2 separate regions of the Mus musculus genome follow, and region 1 is linked to region 2. A link is a loop called in an ENCODE intact Hi-C map of the cell type or tissue named here. Cell type or tissue: left cerebral cortex. All regions are shown on one strand. Each heading gives the region's core, and the rest is flanking DNA. Links, peaks and the distances in the headings are about the cores only. Region 1 overlaps Cfap20dc (CFAP20 domain containing). Region 2 has its middle 270 kb from the start of 4930455B14Rik.

Evidence for each region. A loop is a pair of places that touch in the nucleus more often than their neighbours do. Peaks named below come from ENCODE experiments on the same cell type or tissue, not always from the same donor. Only the 100,000 strongest peaks of a DNase experiment are listed, where the experiment ranks them.
Region 1: it touches region 2 in a loop (2.1-fold over the local background); 4 of 42 quality-filtered maps call a loop at or near these places.

The regions. Positions count from the first base shown.
Region 1 is chr14:8,609,724-8,621,786 of GRCm38, reverse strand. The region is part of intron 4 of Cfap20dc (CFAP20 domain containing); the gene reads left to right. Among named protein-coding and RNA genes, the nearest start is that of Cfap20dc, 51 kb to the left of the region's middle. In left cerebral cortex, for the core only: no CTCF peak of the experiment used is centred there; a DNase peak (open chromatin) is centred at 6,087.
Region 2 is chr14:8,928,672-8,940,734 of GRCm38, reverse strand. No RefSeq gene overlaps it. Among named protein-coding and RNA genes, the nearest start is that of 4930455B14Rik, 270 kb to the right of the region's middle. In left cerebral cortex, for the core only: a CTCF peak has its summit at 5,497 (motif pointing left); a DNase peak (open chromatin) is centred at 5,491.

The sequences.
Region 1 (12,063 bases), core at 3,314-8,313, 320 kb after region 2:
AAACGTCCCAAATCTCCGTGTCTTAAACTTATTATTCAAATTATATTATGCTGAGATAATACAATTTCAAGTCAAAGATGTGTGTCTGCACCTTCTTTAGTAGCAAAAACAAACTGACTCCTGAGGAAGAAATGCTTTTTCTCACTTCCTGAGCTTGCAGGGGTTTCAGCAGTTTGGCAGTAGAATTTCAGCTTCATGGGTTAGAAGGTCAGGCTGCTGTGGCAGACACTGTTCACTGCCAATACTCATTCCCTCTTTTCTTGAAAAGTGTTGGTCTGGATAGCCATGACCCCAGCTGCTTCCGGCCATTGAAATGTAACTGAAGCTTTCTGGGCAGGGCTCGTTGCGTTGCCAGAAGCAGATTGTGTGGCTATCTCTAGCTAGCTACACCAAAGTCACGGAAGGTGAGCTAGTTCAGCTGGGTCTATGGCTGTCCTGGCCAACTCAGCCACTTGCCCCTTTAATCTGATTAGTTTGTTTGATTGGCTTTGCAGCTTTGTTCTTTCCTCCAGAGACCCAGGGCGGAGCTCTGGAACACGGGACCAAACACTAGGAGTCTCCTGCTGTCCTGGAGGCTGCAGACTGCCTTGAACTGCATCTGCCCAGATTTGAGAGAGTCAGCCTCATTCTCATCCCAACTATGATTCCTGATGTTCTTGGAGGCTGACACTTTCCCAAGGATGGACTACTTCTCTTCCACCGTTAATTATCACAGTCTTTTTGATATTGTCCATGTGTTTTCTTTTAAAACACAGCCTACAGTGGAATTTTAAAATCAGAGTTTACCTGTCCTTATGTGGAAATGAGCTAAGCCTTGTCACTTACAAATGAGTACTATGAATTACTAATAAGTATTTATGATGATGAAAATCACATCCGTGGGGAAGTCAGGAAAGTTTCTTCATCTCTGTGGTCTCATCTCTCAAATCTTACTTCTTTTCTTTCTTGGCCCATCCCAGCCTTCCTCACTGTTCAGTGCTCCTAGCCCAGGGAAGGAGACCAGTTTCTAAACAGTGTGGCAACGTGGTTGCTCCAGAGGTATTGCCAAGCAAGCAGAGCTGCTTCATCACTTCCTGGCCTGAACGGTTCCAAGGATCTGTGATGCGGTGCTCTCAGGGTTCTTCAGTCTAGCTCAGATCGTTGTGTCCAGCCAAATCTCCTGCCCACTCCTTTCCCCTATCTGTCTCCTGTAGAGCCCAGACTGTCTATAAGACTGTTGGACTATGAGCTGGACATGGTGGCACATGCCTTTAATCTCAGCACTCCGGAGGCAGAAGCAGGCGGATTTCTGAGTTCGAGGCCAGCCTGGTCTACAGAGTGAGTTCCAGGACAGCCAGGGCTATACAGAGAAACCCTGTCTCAAAAAAAACCAAGAAGGAAAAAAAAAAAAAAGACTGTTGGACTGTTGGGTCCGCAAACTTTATAGCCTCAGGGCTCTCTCCGGCTCCTTCTTCTCTTCTGTAGCCGTTCTCTCCATCTGTGAAATGCCACTGCCTCTTTAAAACTGACTTAGGCTCTTCTTCACCCTGAACCTGGCTCTTCCATTTGAATGCAGATCTAAAGCATCTACTCTGGTTTCTATAGCATTCTCTGTATGTTCTGTAACAGCATTTATTCAGTTGATTCATAGTCATTTACAGGTCTGCCTTTTCTAGTAGACTGTGACATCCACATAGAGATGAACTGTGTTTTAATTTTCTACTCTGGTATCTAAGTCAGCATTTGGAAAAAAATAACTATTCAGAATTTGAAGGATATTTTATTTTCTAACAAGAAAACAAGCTTGTTTGTTTTTCCTTATCTTTTCTTTTTTTCTAGAAATACTTGTTTCAGATTATTGTCTTTTTTTTTGTTTTTAGAAATGCTTGTAGAAATACATTTTTAGAAAAAAGGGAAAGTAATTTTAAGTTGTCATTACTCGTTCACTGAGTACTAAGAGTACGTGATTATTGAATGCTACCCTGAGAATAACATGTACCCTTGTTCATCAGTTACTCAACAGTTGCCCACCCAGGTCACTGCTGCACACACTTTCATCAACCCACCATTGTGGTTTCCTTACATCCATATGTGTTTCAAATGATTCATGTAGCATGCGTGTGCAAAGGTGCCCCAGAGTTCCCACAGGGATTGGTTCTAGGACTCTTCAGATACCAAAATGTGTTTGCATACAACTTGCATGCACCTTTCCGTATATTGTGAATCATCTCTACATCACTTGTAATAGTTAATATAGTATAAGAGCTATGTAAATAGTCATGCTGTCCTGTTGTGTATGTACAATAAAGATGGTATTCCCTGCAAATATTTGAATCCACAGTTGGTCGAATCCTCTGGTATAAAACCTGTAGAGTCAGAGGACTGATCATATAAAGAAAAGTAAAACCTAAGACAAAAGGAGCTCACCTCCAGAAAAAGAATACTCCTTTCTCTTTCAGGCCACGTCTGCTCATGGTTGGGCTGAGCCTGAGCTGTGCCTAGCTTCAGTGTGATCTGGTTCATTGCTGCTTTAGGTCTTTTGAGGAAGAGGTCAGTCAGGTCCATCCCTTTAGCAGACGTAGAACTCTGACTCCAGATAAAACACATTTAACAGATTTACACATGTGTGACAAGCTGTCCAAATGTTAGTGTCTTCCTCTGTTTTACACCTCACACTCCAGGCCCTTGGACCACTGGTACTCTTCGTCCATATCATCAGTACCTGGAGACCCAGATGTCATTGGAATTCTCTGCTGTCCAAGATCCGGTTCTTCCTGGCTGTGCTGGCTAGGTTTTTTTGTCAACTAGACACAAGATACAGTCATTTTGAAAGAGAGATGCTCAATTGAGAAAAATGCCTCCATAAGATTTGCCTTAATCTTACGGAGTTCCTAATTAGTGACTAATTGGTGATTGAAGTGGAGGACTCAGCCCATTGTGGGTGGGCAGTGGCCGTCCTACAGTGAATAAGAAAGCAGAAGAAGGCCAGTAAGCAGCATTCCTCCATGGCCGCCATCAACTCCTCCCTCCAGGCTCTGGGCTTGAGTTCCTGCTCTGATTTTTTCTGGATGATGAATTATGAGCTGTAAGATAAATAAACGCTTTGTGTTGCTCTTGTTCATCATGTTTTATCACAGCAGTAGAAACCCTAACTAAGACACTGGCCCAGAAACAACTGAGAACGGCTTCCCAGTGCTCTGTGAAGACCTAAAATGCTTCAGAGGATATTCAGCTCTCTTGGGACCCCATTGAGCCTTGGTAGCTGAAATCCTAGAACTCAGCAAATAAAATTCTCCCGCCCTCTCGTTGCATCATCAGCACCTGGAGACCCAGGAGGAAGTTGGCAGAAAGGTGCAACTTGCCTTATAGTTACCCTTGTCCTATTAACTTATATCCAAACTACTAAAAGTACTCTTATAGCTGTAGAAATAGTTTCAGCTTTCTTTTTTAAAAAATTTATTCTTCTCTCATAACACTCTGACCAGAGTTTCCTGTCCCTTCTCTCTTCACATTCCTCCCCCACCTTGCCTCTCTTCCATTTTCTTTTAGAAAAGGGCAGGCCTCCTGTGATAGCAGCCACACATGACAATGGGACTAGGTACATCCCTTCGTATCAAGGCTGGTTGAGGCAATTCTCTAGGAGGAAAAGGGGCCCAAAAGCTGGATTAAAAAAAAAGTTAGAGACAGCCAAGAGAAACAGGATTTCTCTTGCTGAAACTGTGCAGTCATCTAATTCGATGTGTGTAGGGTGTTTTTGCAAATGAGAACTTAATACTTTATACTGTCTTTTAGGCCTCATAAACTCTAGAAGTGAGAGTAATCTGAGAGTAATCAATACTTAAATTTTATTAATTCGCAATGCTGTAGTCTGTATTGAAGACTGTATTAAGACTCCGATGATGAAAACATTTAATTGCACTAGTATATTGAAGCTTTTTTGGCAGTAAGACCTAATGACTCAATTCTATCTTTTATCTATGTGGAAATATAGGTGGGAGGTCAAGCAAGATGCCATCAGTCTCACTTCAGGTCAGTTCAATTTATCTAAAGATGATCTATAGAACAACAAAAGGAAGTGCCCAGTTATGTAAGATGCTATGATGTTTGTCAATCTTTTTTAAAAACTTTTTTATTGGTTATTTTATTTACTTACATTTCAAATGTTTTCTCCTTTACAGTTTCCCCTCCACAAATCCCTTCTCCCCCCTCCCCTGCCTCTACGAGGGTGCTCCCCACCAGCCCACCCACTCCTTCTGCAGCATCCTAGCATTCCCCTACACTGGGGCATTGAGCCTTCACAGGATCAAGGGGGTCCCCTCTCATTGATGCCAGATAACGCAATCCTCTGCTATATATCCAGCTGGAGCCATGCTTGCCCCCCCCCCCGTGTACTCTCTAATTGGTGGTTTAGTCCCTGGGAGCTTTGGGGGGGGGGGAGTCTGGTTGGTTGATGTTGTTGTTCTTATGGGGCTGCAAACCCTTCGGCTCCTTCAGTCCTTGCCCTAACTCCTCCATTGGAGTCCCCACGCACAGGCTGATGTTTGACTGCAAGCATCCACATCTGTATTGGTCAGGCTCTGGCAGAGCCTCTCAGGGGACAGCTATACCAGGCTCCTACCTATCAGCACGGGCTTCTTGGCATCAGCAATACTGTCTGGGTTTGGTGTCTGCAGATGGGATGGATCCCTAGGTGGGGCAGTCTCTGCATAACCTTTCCTTCAGTCTCTGCTCCACTCCTTGTCCCTGCATTTTCTTTAGACAGGAGGAAATCTGGATTAATATTTTTGAGGTGGGTGGGTGGCCCCATCCCACACCCTGCGGCAGTGCCTATCCAGTGGATAAGATCTCTACAGGTTCTCTCTCCCCTTTGTTAGGTATTTTAGTTAATGTCCTCCCTGTTGGGTCCTGGGAACCTCTTGGGTCCCTGGCATCTGGGACTTTCTAACTAGTGACTGCCCCCAGTTCCCCCTCCCCCACTGCTACTCACCTCCTTTCAAATTCCTGACCCTCTGTGCTTTTTCCTAGCTCCCCCCTTTTTACCCTCCTCCTCCTCTCTTCCCAGTTCCCTCTCTCCCTCTACTTCCCAAGATTATTTTCTTCCCCCGCTGAGTAGGATTGTAGTATCTACACTTTGGTGTGGTCTTCCTTCTTCCTGGGTTTCATTTGGTCTGTGAGTTGTATCATGGGGACATTTGTCAATCATAAAAGCTAAGTAGAGCCAGGGGTTTACCAGCTTCAACACAGTAATGGCTATTAGTAAAAAATTCTTAAATTATTATGAGAGTCTATCTATACATAAATATGTTTATTCATAAATATACATTATATTTATGAGGTAGGGTGTGTGTGTGTGTGTTGAGATAGAGGCTCACTGTGTTGCCAGTGCTATTCTCCAGCTTGCAGTCCTACTGCCTTAACCTTCTGAGTACTGAAATTACAGCAGGGCCAACCATGCCTATCATAGAACATAAATCTCATATGAACACTTATAAGATTCTTCTTATATTGGCTTTCATATACTTTTCATGCTTCAAGGAAGCATCGAGGATTCTGGGTGGAATAAAGTCTTGCTGTCCCCCATGTGGCTATTAGGTGCCACAAGGAGACCTCTGCTTTTGCCATGCATTTATCAAGTACCTCTACATAGTCCATCAGTACACAAAGCAAAGATCCCTGCTCCCACAAAGTCCATGTTCTCTCTTTGTAGCCTGAGTGCCTTGTCCTAAAACTGCCTGGTCACCATCTTTCTTAGGTTTTACTCAAAATTGTTGGCAGCAGAAGCCCTGTCACGCACCTGTCTCAGGGCCTTTGCTAGGTTAGAAGAGCCAGAGGCAGCAGCGGCAGCACATTTAACAAAGAGACCGTGTCAGTTGATCCAGTGTCTGCCGAATGATCTGCCTGTGCATTGAGTTTGAGCGGTTTTAAAAGAGCCCTCAGGCAGTGCAGGAAATGACGGTGAGTTTAGGAAAGCTTGGTCTTATTGCAGGGTGTGGCTTCCACCCTGTCAGGCTTGGCTTTCTTCCTGAAGGCTAGTTTGGTATCTCTGCTGCCTAGTGCAGTGAGGGTTGAGTTCATCATCCGCCCACAAACATCAGGCCTTCCATTTTCCAGCCAGGAAAGTAGAGAGTAAATGTCTTTAGACTTTTGCCTCAGCTAACTGAGCCTCCATCTCTATGTGACTAGACATCAGACCACTGCTGACACAGTGTCTGTTTTCTATAACTTGGATCTTTGATACCCATGAGCAGCTTTGGTGTGCATCTGTTGGCTTAGAGATATATAGGGCAATAGTATAAATATAACTAAACTCTAAAAGCAATCTATGACTTGCTATTCTGAAAGTTATAACTTGCCAAGTATAGAATCATCATCTGAATCTCAATAAGATTTAAGCTGCAAAATATCTATAAACGGGAGAGCTTTTCTGGCTAATACTTTGTATGGCAAATGCTCCTTTCCTCCCTCACATATTAGAAAACTGTGGCAACTGTTTTCCCTGCCTTCACCCATTATATATGTCGGAGACTGGGGCAGAGTAACGATACTAGACTGTTCTAAGCATAAAGTGAGTGTGTGTTCAGACGACTGAGAACCCTGCTACAGTGTTTCACAATGTTTAAAGCTCTCTATTGTGTTCCTCTTCCCTGAATTGTTTTCAGTGTGATTAAACATTCATTCCCCTCTAATTACTCTTGAAATACTTTAAGAAAAGTCTTTTGATTTGTCACATGACTTTAGGAAGCATCACAGAACTTTAACTCAGAAACCCCCAGTGACTTATACCTGTGTTCTTAACTAAAACCCTGGGTAAGTGACTTAAGTTTCTGAGAACCCAGTTTCTATGTATGTCAAAGGAGAAAATCTCTACTTGATGTGGGGATTACTATAGAATGATTTTTAAAATGTTTTAAGCAAGGCAAATTCTAGGTCTTATTTTAAAATGGTCACAATGTCTTTTTCACATCAACTGTCAATGGCGACCCTCAGGGGAGGGCAAATGGCAAGGAGAAAATCACATCGCATCAAATACTGAGCACATCAGACAGGGCAGGGGAACTGAGTACATCAGACAGGGCAGGGGAACTGAGTACATCAGACAGGGCAGGGGAACTGAGCACATCAGAGAGGGCAGGGGAACTGAGCAGGTCAGACAGGGCAGGGGAACTGAGCAGGTCAGACAGGACAGGGGAACTGAGCACATCAGACAGGGCAGGGGAACTGAGCAGGTCAGACAGGACAGGGGAACTGAGCACATCAGACAGGGCAGGGGAACTGAGCACATCAGACAGGGCAGGGGAACTGAGCACATCAGACAGGGCAGGGGAACTGAGCCTCTAACCCAGGTTCTCTGTAAAATCAGCCTGTGGCTTTTGTTATGGTGATCAGAATACATAGTGTTACTTCTCTGGATTCGCAGTTGTAGCATCTCAGTGGTAGTTCTTAAAGCATTACTAAAGTGACAGGGTTTAGAGATTTTAACTTGAGTGGTAATTTTAATTAATAATCAGTGCAGAGCATGTAAAAGGTGTTCAACTGATTTTATTTTCAAAAATATTCTCCTTATTTAAAGCCATTTTAGTTACGCTGTTCAGGAGCACCCATTTTTTCATGTGACTTTTGTTTAGAAATTACAGCTAGCTGTCATCCACAGCTAATGCTCTCTCTCTTAGAAGGGAGGGAGGGAGAGGCAATGAGAGGGAGGGAGGGAGAGGGAGGGAGGGAGAGGGAGGGAGCTGGCCACTCCTACATTAGCTTACTCTTAACTGGTAGGAGTAGGAGACAGCTCTGCAAGTGAGAAAACCCAAGGCCTGGGGAGTCATCTTGCCCCAGTTCCTCTAAGCAGGTTAACAGAACTGCAGCCCCAGCTCACTTCTGCTGGGCCCTGACAGTCCATGTGCCATGACTTCATTTTTCTGGCTCCCAGATAGGTTAGGACAGTGGCCAGCAAGTACAGGACTGGCCATGAAGCCTGATGACCCAAGCTGAGTTCCTTAGAGTCCCTGTGGTAAAGAAGAGAACTGACTCCTAATAAGTTTTCTTCTGACCTCTGAGAGTGAGGCACATTAATTAACTAATTAACTAATTAATTAATTAATTATCTGTAAACATGGTGGCCTATCAAATAGTATTTTAGGATCTGCTTGGCATTTTAAAATGCCCAGACTTACTTGTTTCATTGTTTGCCGTGTGTCTGAGTCTATTCCTTCTCTTCCGGCCACCCTAATGGCAGAGTCCTTGGGAGTCCCGGGTCCTATAATCACACTGGACCTCCCCTCTACACCGAAGCCAACGGTCGTTGAAGCACAAGCTCCTTAAAGCAATACTAATATAGACATGTAGTTAATAAGACAATTCTTGCGATTTGTACTTTAACTTATATTCAGTTTTCTTTATCACTCCTGTGTCAGAGCTCTTTGTCCCCATTTCACTTTATGAAGGGGTTCATTTTATGGTTGAGGATCTAGTCAGAACCTTCAATTTTCGTTCAGAACTGAGATATTTTTCTCTCATGTGCCTCACCTGAGCCCCATCGGCCTGTGTCCGGAGGCTCTCCCATGGCCATTCTCTCTAGAGACGCACAAAGCCTGTTCTCTCGGGGGAGGTTCTCCTCTCCTCTGCCTGCTCGATGACTCTCCTCACTGTTTCAGGCACTAGCAGGCCTGGAAATGTTTCCGGCTTCCCTCCGGCTTCCCTCCGCTCCTTCCCCAACATTCCTGAATGTCCTTGCTATCAGGCATCACAGTCCCCTGCCCACCTTGGTGAGGACTGTGGTCCCCAATTGTACCATCCAGTTATCCTTCCCTCATTTTAAAAAAGTAATACAAGTGTGTGCGCACTTACCATTTATTATTCTCTCCGACTCTGGCTGTGCTACATTGGTTTTTAAAACATTTTCCCCACACCCTTGTGCAAGCTGGCTGACACAGAAAACTTCTGCAAATATAACTTTAGTAATTTGGGTCGGGGGCAGGGAGAAAAAACAGGAAGTTCAAATGTACTTTTCCTATACCAAATTTCCAAGTTGGAACTTTGTATTTCTGGTGTTTCCCATACTGAATGCAGTGAGATATAAGCCCTAGAACCCTTTTAAGATCCGAGACCATTCTGAGTTAGCTCTAGTGGTTACCAAAACAAGCCCAGTGCAAAGCCCTTTAAATATCCACAGTTTGTATCTCTCAGACCACATGCCATCACTATTATAGGTCCCATGGCTTGAAACTATCGAGTCCACCCACCTCTTTCTCCTTCTATGCAACCAACTCCGTGGACAGAGTCAGTGGACATCCCTGTCTTTTTCACTTTGTTAGCACTGACACTGTTTGCATCCTAACCTAAGTCCCTGTATCAGTCATGGAGCAGCCTCTTCCTGGGACATGCATGCTGAAAGGGAAGCCCTATTTCTGGGACAGCTATTACCAGAGTCAGTACTGCAGTGGGATCTTTGGAAGCTTTTCAGAGGCTCACTCAGTCATGTCTGGGCAGTACCTTACATTATCCAAACAACACAGGAGCAAACACCAGCTGAGTGTTTGCTGGACTCTGGACTCTAACATGCTCAACCCTGTGTTTGGAAAGTAGATTGTACATACTATCCTTACCTTGGCATCTGTGGGAACTGGCTGTCTAAGCTCTTACTGGATCACATTCTCTATACCTTTCTCCCAAGGCAGAAGTCAGATCTTGTAGGAGATCTCTGTGGACATCAGTATTGAGAGAAGTGCCTAGACATTCAGTCATTCACAACTCAATGTGACTAGACTTGTCCTCTCCTGAGCCTTAGGGTTTGAGTATGTCTTTAAAAGAAGTCATTATGGCCTAGAAAGATAGCTTAGTGAAATGCATGACACACAAACCTAAGGACCTTATTTTGATCCATAGCACCCATTAAGAAAGAAAACAACAACAACAAACAAACGGATGTGGTTGCTCATGTCTGTAGCCCAAAGACTGGGGAGGAAAGAAACAGGAGGATCGCTGGGGTTCACTACCCAGGCAGTCTAGTCAGTTGGTGAGTTCTGGCTTTAGTGAGAGATGAGTTGGAGGATGATTACAGAAGCTATCCAATGGCAGCCTCTGGCCTCTAAACGTGCATGTTCGAGCATGCACACACAGACACACTCTTTAACCTCCACTTGCCCAAGGCAAAACATCTTATCTATCGGGTACTTGGGTCACTGGTAATATGTCTGACTTCACAAAGGCGGAGGCCATAGTAATTCTTTACAATGCCTGTCAGCCCAGGGTCCTTCAAGGCTACCAAAGAGAGCAGGCAGGCATAAATTATTTCACTGTCTCTGGGAAACTCGCAGTCTGGGGACATTGCCCCTCCATTCTGAGATGGAGACAATAAAGCCTCTCTCAGTAAGCTGTCGTTAGGATTCACATTTCAAGATCGTATATGAAGTGGTCAATACATTCATCACCCAGACATCAATCATCACCCACTCTCTAGATCACATCCTAGGCCACTGCCAACTGTCTGGAAACACTGTGCTGCAGTTGTTTTCATTGAGAAGGGAGGAGGAGGAGGAGGAGGAGGAGGAAGAGAAGGAGGAGGAGGAAGAGAAGGGGGAGGGAGAGGAGGAGGAGGAAGAGGATGTTGATGATGGCACTGATGATGACGATGATTATGATGACAAATTTCACAAAGGTTTTGAGAGGACTGAATATATTAGTGCAAGTACTGTGTACATAATAAGAGTTCAATAAAACTGATGTATTATAAAAACAAAGTAACACCTGAGAGCTTTTAAAATCAGAGAACAGTGTTGTTCAAAGTGGCCATTGCTGTGAGATAAGGAAGTTGGACCACAGTGTAATACGGTGCTTTTCCTCTGTGAAAGCTTCTGGTAGGAAAAAAAGAGTGTTCTTGGTGAGAAAGCTTATTTACATTCTGGTGCTAGCTTCCTGTCATCTTTGTTGATCAATAATAAACAGCTTCAGACCAGATCTTTGCTGTTGTTTGTTTTCTTGGCACAGGATACAGTAGGCAGTGAGGAGATTCCTTTATACACCTGGCCTGAAAAATCTGTTTAAGATATGTTACTAAGGTAAATAAAAATTTTCTCCATAACAGCTTTTTGCTCATTTGTTGCAGTTAGCATAAACCACAGCTGTCTTTTGTTGTTGTTTGGTTGTTGGTTTGGTACTTAGTTTGTTAGTAGGTGACATGTATTTGTATAAATAAGTTTGGAAATGACACTGCTTGGCAATGAAACAGAATCTGGTGTTATTCAGGAAGGGATGCTCACAAGTAAAGACAGTCTTGATTCATTTATAGCCAAAAGAGTAACATAAAATTAGTAAATATATTATATTACTCTAGGGTGTCCAGAGAAGCATTCCTGGTACCTGTGTTGTGTCTTTCTTCTATGGCTTTGGCTTATGAACGTAGTGCAGTGATGGAGACAGAGAAGTCCCATAATCCATAGGGAGCAGAGTGGAGTGCCTGGAGTGGGTGACTCAGCTCAGACTGAAAGACCTGTCAAGGCGTGACTCCACATCACAAAGGAGAGGACTGCTGCCCCACCCAAAAGCAGGCAGAGAGCATGGTCTCTCCTACACAGTTTCCCTAGGACTGACTAGCTGAGGCCATCAACATCTGGGAGGCAGTCTGTTCTACAAAGCTGTCTAACTTGCACCAACTTTCATCTATATTCCTAGAATAAATATTTAACTAAGGCTGTGATCACTCAGTCGGGATGATACAAAATGAAACGAAACAGAACAAACAAAACAAAAGAAAAGTAATCTTTATAGTCATATTAGATCTTTATCTTTTGTTTGAAGATGAACTTTAGATATTCTTTTTAATTTAAATGTATTATTTTGAGAATTTCATACTAGAGTACTATATTTATAACAGTCCCCTCCCTCTTTATGCTGCAACTCCTCTTATGTCCTTTCCATTCTTTCTCAAATTTCAGATCTATTCTTTATTAGTTACCTACATATGTATACATGCATACTCACTCACATACAAAATCTACTGAATCCATTTAGTGTTGCTTGTATATACAATGTGCTCCAACCACTTGGAATTTGATAACCTATCAGGTAGCTGCTCCCCAGAGAAAGCTGGTT
Region 2 (12,063 bases), core at 3,276-8,275:
TTGTTCAGGACCCTACTGCTAGAAGAGCTATAGACAATTAAAAATTGCTGAGAGAAGAAAAATTAGTCTTGTCCCGTAAGGAGTATCCTAGAAGGTCATTGTGCTTGATAGACTTATGTCAATTTGACACAAGCTAGAGTCATCTGAGAGAAGGGAACCTCAACTGAGAAAATGCCCCCATAAAATCCAGCTGTAGGGCACTTTCTCAATCAGTGATTGATGGGGGAGAACCCAGTCCACTGTGGGTGATTCCATCCACCGGCCAATAGTCCTGGGTAATATAGGAAAGCAGGCTGAGCAAACCATGGGAGCAAGTCAGTAAGCCACATCTCTCCATGCCGCCCAACCCTGGTTGGTTCCTGTCCTGGCTCCCTTCAGTGATGGACTACAATGTGGAAGTATAAGCCAAAAAAATCTTTTTTCACTCAACTTGCTTTTGGTCAAGTTGTTTCATCACAGCAATAGAAACCCTCATTAACTCAATTATCCTAACCGAAGTGGTCAGCCCTAAAAGATAATCAAACAAGCACAAGTAAATGGATTAACCAGGTTGCATTTAAATATCTTATATGCATTTATGTATATTTGTATTTATGTATAATGTCATGTTTATGTTTTCATGTGTTTTTACATGTATGTAAGGGTGTCTGTGCTCACATGAGCAAATGGAATTTTAAAAACTATGGCAGTAAAAGGCAAAAACGCATGTATGCATATGTATGTATGTCAAATACATGAATATACATTTTTGATATATGTATGTGTGTATATATCCTAATAATGGTCCTTCACTAGGAAGAAGTGACAAAAACAAGCCTAAGATTTTAAAGAGCCAACAAGTATACAGAGGACCTTTGGTTTTCTACATTTAAAAAAAAATCATAAACTAGAGACAAGTTCAATTTTACTTCTAAAAATCACAACAGCTTTCAATAAGGATTGAAGAAACTATCCCTCCCCATATGCTGTATTAGTTTGTTTGAATTTTGTGATTCAAAATACAACTTTCTCTTTCTCCATAGAGAAAAGATTTCCATTGTCACCATGCAAATATAGGCATGGCATCACTCAAACTCCCAGATACTTTAGAAAGAATATCTGTGTATTGTATGGATGCATTGTCTGTCAATTTTAAAACCTATGGCCTATAGGAAAGGGCAGAATAGATGGAGGGACATGGAAGAGGCCAAAAGAATTCTGGGATAGAGGTGACTCAGGAAGATTCACCCAGGGAAGATGTGACAAAAGGGCCACAGGGTACCTGAACAAAGGTAAGCAGCTACATGGCAGAATGTAGATCAGAATAAATGGGTTAAGTTATGATCCAGTCTAAGAAGAGTCTATCTATATGGCCAAGGTATTTGTAAATATATTTTAAGTCTGAGTCTTTTTTTTTTCTGGGTGCATAGGCCTGGAAAAAAGACACAAGCCCAACTTCTACAAGATACTTGAACTAGTAGACAAAATAAAACAAAGTATACTCATAATGAGCAAAAAAATAGGAAGTCTCAACAGAGGAATAGAAAAGTAGAAAGAACTCATTCAATTAACAAACGAAAATGTCAGACAAAACAGTATGGGCACTTGAAAATGGATGAATAGAAATTGTTCAAGGTGAAGAATAAGAAGAAAAAAGTCGAAAAGAAGGAACAGATTCAGTTAAACTGCTAGACAGTTTTACACATCTATGATCAAAATATTCAAAAGGAAAGAAGGAAAAGGAAGAACATTTGAAGAAACTATGGCTTAAGCAATCCCACCTCTCAGAAGACTGAAGTACACCATCAAGAGGTCAAGGACAGCCTGGGCTACATCAGGAGCTCAAGACCAGCCTGGGCTACATCAGGAGCTCAAGGCCAGCCTGGGCTACATCAGGAGCTCAAGGCCAGCCTGGGCTACATCAGGAGCTCAAGGCCAGCCTGGGCTACATCAGGAGCTCAAGGCCATAACTCATAGCAGATGCCTCATCAGAAACCTAAAAAAGAAAATAGGACAGACAACTCTGAGGTAACTGAAAGAGAAAACTGTTAGATCACAATTCTGAATCTGTCAAAAAGAATTTTAAAAATACTTTTAAAAACTATTCTATAATACTTTTTCTTTCTGTATTGGGAGATTCCTTTCCCTCACGTTTCTCATTTTACTTACTTGAATCCACTTTCTCCCCTTTTAGTAAACCTAGCTGAAGACTTATCAATTTTGTTTACCTTTGTAAAAAATTTTTAAAAAACAAAAACAACCCAACTCATTGTATTGATTTTTTTTTGATTCTCATTTTCACTTATTTCGGCTCTCCTCTCTGTTGTCATCTTTCTAGAACATTTCTAATTTCCCTTTAAATTTTTTAAATTTAATGCTATTTCAATAATGGTACTTTAATTCCACCTATTTTTAATTGTATACATTGTGTGTGTATGTGTGTGCATGTGTGTGCGTGTGTGCCTGTGTGTGTGTTTTATGGTAAAGAAAAACTCTATGAATTAATAATTTCCTCAGTTGTTTATAAGGCATGGCCTTAGGTGAATCCAATGTCTCATTTATCTTATAGTATCCCCAGACTCATTCCTGACAAAAGCATATTTATAGTAAATTCATGGTAGTAAAATCCCCTCTGCAAATACCTGATGAAAATCGTCCCAATAGACAGAGTATTACTGCTCATGTGTAGCTGTAGAGACTCGACTTTCTGCTATTACCACCACCACCATCGTCGTTGTTGTTATAGAATCTGAAACCAACGCAATAATGTAAACTATGGCTGATCATTAATGGCTTCAAGTACTTTCTGCTAGAAGGAGATCTAGACAGGGGATACCAGGACAACTCGCCAAACAATATGAGATACTGCCATTGCCCTTTGTTACTGCCCAGAATGTGAACCTAAGACTCTATTGCAGAAGACATCACATATTTTGGATACAGAACTTGAAGGAATGAGTGGAACTGACCAGGAAACCTTCTTCCTGAGGATTAGTTCTTGTAGCATCAAAGACTAGCTGTCGTAGCTGCTATGTAAATGGCCAGGGGAGAAAATCAGTCAATTGTCCTATCCAACTGTAAAGGTTATGCATTGCAATAATGACTGGCCTAGCAAGATATCTCATTAGAGACACTTTTATATTGGAGAAAACCGACAGCTGTCTCATTAGACCTAAGGTCCACTCAGTAGGAGGGAATTTATGTCTTGTTATAAACCTAGTCAACTACCAAGGACTAGAGAGATCTCACACCCTAGAGGAGAACCTACTACTGACATTTTTCTAAATCAATATAATTCCAGACTATATTCTGGAATATATTTATCCTGATCAGAATGCAGAAAGTAAGTAATTTGGTGGTGTTTAGCAACACATTTACCCAAGGCTCAGGGAAAATTACTTAAGAGGAATTAGAAAGATTAAGAGCCAGAGGATCAAGACATCTGCTGCTACAAAGTGTCTTCTAGGCATGACAGGGAAGCTGTGCCTATAAAAATCTCAACAATATGGCTGCCTAAATAAGTCCTACAATAAATCATAAAATTAGATGACATGCTGATATAGATAGGGGAGTTTTCACAGACTCCACCTAGATGAAGAACTCTAATCAATCAATGACTGCTGAGAAAGAAAGAAATCTACTTTCTGCAGGTATGAACACCCTGATAAGTTATCTAATTCCAAATAGTCAACCAAAACATATATACATATGAGCAACATTAAATGGGCTCAGTGAGATGTCTGTCTGTCTGTCTGTCTGTCTCTGTGTCTGTGTGTGTGTGTGTGTGTGTGTGTGTGTGTGTGTGTGTGTATGTGTGTAATTAAAGAAGAAGAGTTCATAAATTTGAGTCTGGGAGCATGGGAAGAGTTGAAGGGGTTGCCAGAGGGAAGGAGATTATGTAAACATAGTCCTCATGTATGAAGTTTTTCAACCCAAATTAATTAAAAATATTTATCACTTGTTGGAGTTGTTTTTCTATAGTGTGGAGAATTCAATCAAGCTAATTCAACAGGCAGGCCAATCCCTAAAGTAGACGAACATAAAGGAGTGGCAGCAGCTATTCTAATCACAGGCACACAGGAGTCTGGGCAAAGATGAAAACGATGGGGTATCAAGGTGATATCCATATGCACAATGCAAAGCATCCTGTAGAGAGTGAATGGGTGCTGATACCTTAAAGCTGACTTTTAAACAGGAAGTCCATGAATGCACATGACCAGTTCTATTACTTCTTCCCTACAATGTTATATTTGTAACAAGAAGGTGTTGGTGAGTTTTCTACTAAATTAACCAGACTCTTTGCACAAGACAAATTATTTGTTCTTCCTTTGCTCTAGTTATGAATACAACAAGCTCCTTGTAATCATTTGCACACAATGGAATTAACAAAAGATAACAAATATCCCCTACTCATACTGCCCCGAGGCAAGGTCAGTTTCTGTACATTAAGCTCGGGAAAGGTTATGATGGGTCACACATTTATTAGCCTTATGCTCAATACTCTATTTTATTTATTTATTTATTTATTGTATTTAACTTATTAGGAAGTTTTTCTTTAGCAGTTAAAACTACTTGAAAAACTATTGGAAGAATTCTAAAACACCATTAATGAATGTCTAGTAATGAAGAGCTAGAAGTTTACACTGCTGATTCCTTCCTTGAGACAACTAACACTAGATGTATATTTTTATATTTATGCAATTACCACCCCAACATGGCTCTACAAACAAGTTTCTGAAAGTTTTCATAGATATCCTACTGTTTTCCCATGTGAACACTGAGATGATTTCTTGGCAATATGCTTTCAGATGAAGGCACTATGTTTCCCCCTCCTAAGAATAGAAATATATCCCTGTTTTCCAATAAAAATCTAATATCTCACAATCTGTGACAATCTATCGAATGTCTCTTTATTCCTTGTTATAGCCAGAGTGTAACTAGTCACCCAACTGTGATGACAACCCAGAAAAGCAGGAACAGAAGTGGGTGCAGAGCCAACTGAGCCCCAAATGTTAAGTTTGGGAGCATTCTCCTGGGTCATTCTCAGGCTTCCTAATGCCTGGGTGCGTGAATACTGTTCCTCAGGCTGTGGTAATCCTAGCCATAGAATTATCTCACTGCTGCTTCATAATTGTAATTTGTTGCTGCTATGAATCATAGTGTAAATATTGATATGCAGAACATTGGACATACAACTCCCAAAGGGGTTGCCACCCACAGGTTGAGAATTACTGCTCCAGAGCGTCTGGCAGCATCTACTACCAACATGATTCTCCTATAACAAAAATGATCAACTTCTCCCTCAGTCTCCCAGGCTGGTAACACTCCCTCGTGTGAACCTTCAGTTCATGCACTGGTACTAGAAAAGAAGTGGCTAGAACCCAGGGAGTTGAGAATTGAATCAAGCATGCTAGTCACGTCCAAAAGAAATGTCCAATTACTAGGATGTATAAATTAAGCCGGTTGGAAGGAACATAACTACTTTCTTCTCCTTCTGACCCGCTGAGCAGTAACTAAGATTCAATACTGCACCCTGCTGGTCAGAACTCAGAAAAATCATTCAGGCCAAAGACTAGCCAGTTGTCTGTTCCCTGGAGACAACTAACTTTCTTTCTTCCTTCCTTCCTTCCTTCCTTCCTTCCTTCCTTCCTTCCTTCCTTCCTTCCTTCCTTCCTTCCTTTCTTTCTTTCTTTCTTTCTTTCTTTCTTTCTTTTTCCTTTTTCTTTTTTTTCTTTTCTTTTTTTTGACTTTTTTCATTTTCTTTTTTTTTGTTAGATATTTTCTTCATTTACATTTCAAATGCTATCCCAAAAGTCCCCTATACCCCCCCCCCACTCCCCTACCCACCCACTCCCACTTCTTGGCCCTGGCGTTCCCCTGTACTGGGGCATATAAAGTTTGCAAGACCAGGGGGCTTCTCTTCAAACTTAAAGCAAAACAAAAAAAGACTTTCTTATACAAGGAGATTGGGGGGTCAGGGGATGGCTTGGGTTTTGTTTGTTTGTTTGTTTGGGTTTTGTTTAGTTTTGGATTTTTTGTTTGTTTAGTTTTTTAAACAGTAATTTCACTTGTGGTTTTTCACAAGTATATTACCATATGGGATCATTTTAACTGAATGAAGCAGATAGTTTATATTACAGAAACTTACAGAGCCTGATGATGCTGTATTTACTAATATGAGAACTTGGTGCTTCACTCATAACAGTTGGGGAAGTTTCCTCTGGATATTTGAGTGTAATAAATAATTCACTATATATATGTGTGTGTGTATATATACATATATAAATATATGTTAATGAAACAAGATCTCATAAATTTGAAACTCTGGCCCCTTCATAAACTCTGAAAACTATATTTAATTACAAGAACAATAGCTCTAGAATTTTTTGGTAGAAGGAAGCTCAGCAGACTATGTAATGCCAAAGCAAGGATAAAAACTCCCACACCTTTTAGCTACAAATTTGTACAAAGGCATCAACGATAGAACAGAACCTCTGTTCTATGGATGCTGGTCTTTCATCCATCAAATGAAGGTCACTACAAAAAAATCCCACTAAAAAAGCCTTTGTACACTTGCTTTGATGGCACCATGACAACTGTAGGCACAGCATTATGTCAGAACGGCTTCAGCCACCTTTGTGTTTCTGCAATCTGCAAATGGAGGAGCTGAAAGCAGGAAAGAAAGCCACTGAGCAACTCCCAAAAGCAAGAGAAAAGATTTTAGAAATGCATAATTCTGTCTATACAAACAGCTGTCCATATGCTGCAAATTACTTTTAAAGAGCTAAAGGTAATTAGAACATTGGGTACAGGCAGAATAATTAATACTGCAAAAAATTCCCTCCACCCATAAGGCACATTAAAATATACAACCAGGCTGCTCCTCCTCTAGGCCTGTTCATAATGAGCTACACTGTGCTCAAAGTGTGTCTTCAATGTCTTCAGTTGTAGCATCAAAACCATGCCAAGAGTCACAATAGCATTATACAAAATCAAAAACACTTATTAAATTCTAATTATGACCGTATAATCATTTCACAAATACTGTGAAAGTACCTGTGGTCATCTTACTACCCATGAACATCTTGAATATGTCTCTCAGTCTCTCTGAGAACTGTTTTCTGCTTTGAGCACAATCTTTATGATCAGTAGGCTAAGAACCCTGATGGTAGTTAACTGCACAGTCTGATCAGTTCAAAGATCCATGTGATACACACAACCCTAACACCCAAACAGGAAAATTGGGTGTTAGCAACATTTGACAAGGTTTGTGAACATTCTTGTAAAGGGATCTGCTGCATAGCGCTTCCCATTGTATCAGCTGAAAACCAATGTAGTGATTATGTATCAACAGCAAGACTTATTAGGCATTCAAGAGCTAAAATTAGTCCCTGAGAATTATGACTGCTGATTTCCAAAAATAAGTGTTAGCCTAAAATTCTCTGCAAGCCACAGGAAATCAATGGAAACGGGAAGGGACTCTTAGCACGCTTACAACCTACACCAACAAGGAAAAAAAATAGTTTCATAAGTCGCACTTTTGGGATTCATTTTTCAGAAATGTCATCTCACCTATAAAGGTTTCTTCTGAGCCAAATACATATCAGACTCTATAACTCTAGCATAAAGGTTTATCAGAGCACAGTGGTAAGAAGCAGAGTGCACCTGGCAAAAGACCCAAACCTGAGATGGGTATCAGCAGGAAGTCATCAGAAAAGAACGAGGGTCAGAGACTTCCTGAGGAAATGGAAGCCCTGGTTCCCAGGCTCCTTGGGGCATTAGAAGAAACACAATTCATTGGAAAAATGTAGTCCAGGGAAGCAATCAAGGATTAATGTTTACTGAAGCAGAGATGAAGCCTAGACCCGTGAAAAGCAAAGAGAGTTTCCCGAACAGGCATCCCTCACACGTGAAGCCGGAAGATGCAGGCAGCAGAAGCACTCATTTATAATAAAACACTGTCTATCACAGAAATATCTCCATCCAGGAGCAATCCACCCAGGACGGTGCCTAGCAAATGAAAGCTTTAAAGGCATTGAGCAAAGGCAGGCAGCTGTGTGGAGTCAGAAGGCTGTGATCAGAAAATCACATAAAATGGGCCACGGGAGGAGTCTGCAGGGAGTAGCCCCAGACAGGAAGAGAGGTATACAGAGAAGGCAGAGAAATGTTTTATGGATTTAACATGAGTCTGTCAGAAGCGAACTGGATGATGCTATAAGCTAAGACTTTTAGAAGTCTATAGGAAGTTTCTCAACATTTTTAATTAACAGGACTCACCAAGACTTAAAAGCAGACTTTTAAGATAACACACTAGTGGGATGCAGAAATATAGAATATTAAAATACTTAATAAAATATAGGCTTTGTGACAAAATGTAGTCCAATTTGTAAGCCTACTATGAGCTCATTCACTGTACTCAGTATCTCTGGTAGAAAAGAAGCATATAATATTGTCCTGGGAATGTTGTCCTGGTGACGCGGGGCACAGAAAGTTAACAGCTATATAGGGGTCTCTGATTTTTACAAATCCTCATAAAATGGATATTATCTGCCACCTTAGTTAGGACTTTGTTGTTATGGTGGTGGTTGTTAATTGGTGCTGGGTTACAGTTTCAGAGGATCAGTCCATTAATATCATGGCAGGAAGTATGGCAGTGTTGAGACAGTCATAGTGCCGAGGAAGCAGATATTCTCCATCTTGGTCTGAAGGCATCTAGAAGGAGGCTTTCTTCCCCAGGCAGGCAGGAAGAGGGTCCACTACACACTGGGTAAAGCTTTAGCACAGGACCTCAAAGCCCACCCCCACAGTGACACAAGGGACACAGGGACATTTAAGGGAGTATCTGTGAAGGAGAGGGTAAGACAGAGGTAAGGGACCAATAAGTGGATACTGGGTGACAATCTATAGTGACATCGAGATGAACCATGATGGAGGAATATTATACAACCTTTGAGCTCTAAACTTTTCATCTACTAAATAAATAAAGAACTTGCTTCCTGAATTGTTATGAAAGTAAATGACTTGGCCGTAATTAAATATGAAGCAAATTCCTAACACAAATGTTAGCTCTCTCTTCCTGGTACAAGCAAGAAGCAAAGAAACAGAATCAGGGTTCATGATTCGTGAAACTCATCAGAGAAACAGAGCCTTTAAAGCTTTGGGCTTAATTTAGAGTCATTTGGACTCTCTGCTTGAGTAGAAAATGCCAAATTGCTTCTTTTTACAACGTGTTACTATATTTCTATGAAAGTGGTGGGGAAATGTCATTAGCAATGAATATTTAATTGAAAGATGACAATCTAGAGATATAGAGACTTAAGTGGAGATGATAAATAGAAACTGAAAATTCATTAAGTATGTGTATTCCTACTTAAAAATAAGATATTCATTTTAGGAACCAGTGAGCATCAGAAAACTCATGACAAAAGTATGGATTATAGCTATAAACACTAAGTCTTTCTGCTACTTACACTCTAGATAATGACAAAGGCTAGTAAGCCACTCTCTTTAAGAGAACACTTTATGAGTTTTTAATAAATGAGCATATCTGAGCTTCCAATCTATATTTCAACTTTTTAGCACATATTTAAACTTTTATTTTATTTTAAACACAGTATTTTATTGATTATTTGGGGGGTTGGTATAATGCATTCTGTCATCCTTACTTCCCAGTCCTCCAAGTTCCCAGACACCCTGGTGGCCCTCCCTCCAAAATGATTTTTTTGAAGTTAAATTTGTGTTGTTCATATAGTAGCTGGGACATGGTCAGTCTTTGGGAGGCCATCCTCTTAATGAAAAGTGAGTTGTGCCCCACTCCACCCCTGCCACCAGCCTTCTATTGTAGAGAACTACACTTCAGCATTTTTATAGTCAAAGATGCCTTCTATGTCTCTCATTCTCAACTGTGAGTCAGCAGTCATCCATACGATTGGAGAAGAAGCCTCTTTGTCCTTCACAGTCAGCAAGTGCATGGATCATGGGCTTCTACATAGTATCTAGCAACAGCATGGACCACAGACATATGCCTAGCCTCCAGCATCAGCATGTGTTATGGACCTCAGACACCACGCAACGCAAGAGACAACCTGGCCCCACGTATATCAACATGGCTTCAGATGGCAGCACAGAGCATGGACATCTCTATGGCTTCTGGAGTCAACACAGGTCACAAACATCAGCATGGTCCTTGCCAGCAACTCAGCCCATAGACATCAACATGGTTTTAGCACAAAAACAGACCACAGACATCTGTAAGGCCTTTAATGACTACATAGGCCATGGTCATCAACATCTTCCCATGATGCAACAAGATCCTGGACCCATACATGGCTCCCAGCAACAGTATATACCAAGGATATCAATATGACCTCAGGTGAGAGCAGAGGCCACTCACAGGCCATGGAGAGCAAAAGTCCCCCCCCCCCCCCCACACACACCCAAGTTGCATAGGAAGATGGTTTTTTTGAACTTTTTAATTTTTTTCTCTCTTTTTTTTATTAGGTATTTTCTTCAATTACATTTCAAATATTATCCCAGAAGTCCCCTATACACTCCCCCCACTCACCTACCCACCCACTCCCACTTCTTGGCCCTGGTGTTCCCCTTTACTGAGGCATATAAAGTTTGCAAGACCAATGGCCTCTCTTCCCAATGATGGCCAACTAGGCCATCTTCTGCAACATATGCAGCTAGAGACACGAGCTCTGGGGGTACTGGTTAGTTCATAATGTTGTTCCACCTATAGGGTTGCAGACCCCTTTAGCTCCTTTGGGACTTTCTCTAGTTCCTCCATTGGGTGCCTATGTTCCATCCAATAGCTGACTGTGAGCATCCACGTCTGTGTTTGCCAGGCACCAGCATAGCCTCAAAAGAGACAGCTATATCAGGGTCCTTTCAGCAAAATCTTGCTGGCATATGCAATGGTGTCTGCGATTGGAGGCTGATTATGGGATGGATCCCTGGATATGGCGGTCTCTAGATGGTCCATCCTTTCATCTCTGCTCCAAACTTTGTCTCTGTAACTCCTTCCATGGGTGTTTTGTTCCCAGTTCTAAGAAGGGGCAAAGTGACCACACTTTGTTCTTAGTTCTTCTTGAGTTTCATGGTTTGCAACTTGTATCTAGGGTATTCTAAGTTGCTAGGCTAATATCCACGTATCAGTGAGTACATATCATGTGAGTTCTTTTGTGATTGGGTTACCTCACTCAGGTGATGCCCTCCAGGTCCATCCATTTGCCTAGGAATTTCATTAAATCATTCTATTTAATAGCAGAGTTGTACTCCATTGTGTAAATGTACCACATTTTCTGTATTCATTCCTCTGCTGAGGGACATATGGGTTCTTTCCAGTTTCTGGCTACTATAAATAAGGGTCCTATGAACATAGTGGAGCATGTGTCCTTATTAACAGTTAGAACATCTTCTGGATATATGCCCAGGAGAGGTATTGCAGGATCCTCTGATAGTACTATTCCCAGTTTTCTGAGGAACCGCCAGACTGATTCCAGAGTGGTTGTACAAGCTTGCAATCCCACCAACAATGGAGGTGTATTCCTCTTTCTCCACATCCTTGCCAGCATCTGCTGTCACCTGAATTTTTGATCTTAGGCATTCTGATTGGTGTGAGGTGGAATCTCAGGGTTGTTTTAATTTGCATTTCCCTGATGATTAAGGATGATGAACATTTTTTCAGGTGCTTCTCAGCCATTCGTTATCCCTCAGGTGAGAATTCTTTGTTTTGTTCTGAGCCCCATTTTTTAATGGGGTTATTTGATTTTCTGAAGTCCAATTTCTTGAGTTATATATATATACATATATATCCACCTTCTTGAGTTACATATATATATTGGATATTAGTCCCCTATCTGATTTAGGATTGGTAACGATCCTTTCCCAATCTGTTGGTGGCCTTTTTGTCTTATTGACAGTGTCTTTTACCTTACAGAAGCTTTGAATTTTATGAGATCCCATTTGTCAATTCTCGATCTTACAGCACAAGCTATTGCTGTTCTATTCAGGAATTTTTCCCCTGTGCCCATATCTTCAAGGCTTTTCCTCACTTTCTCCTCTATAAGTTTCAGTGTC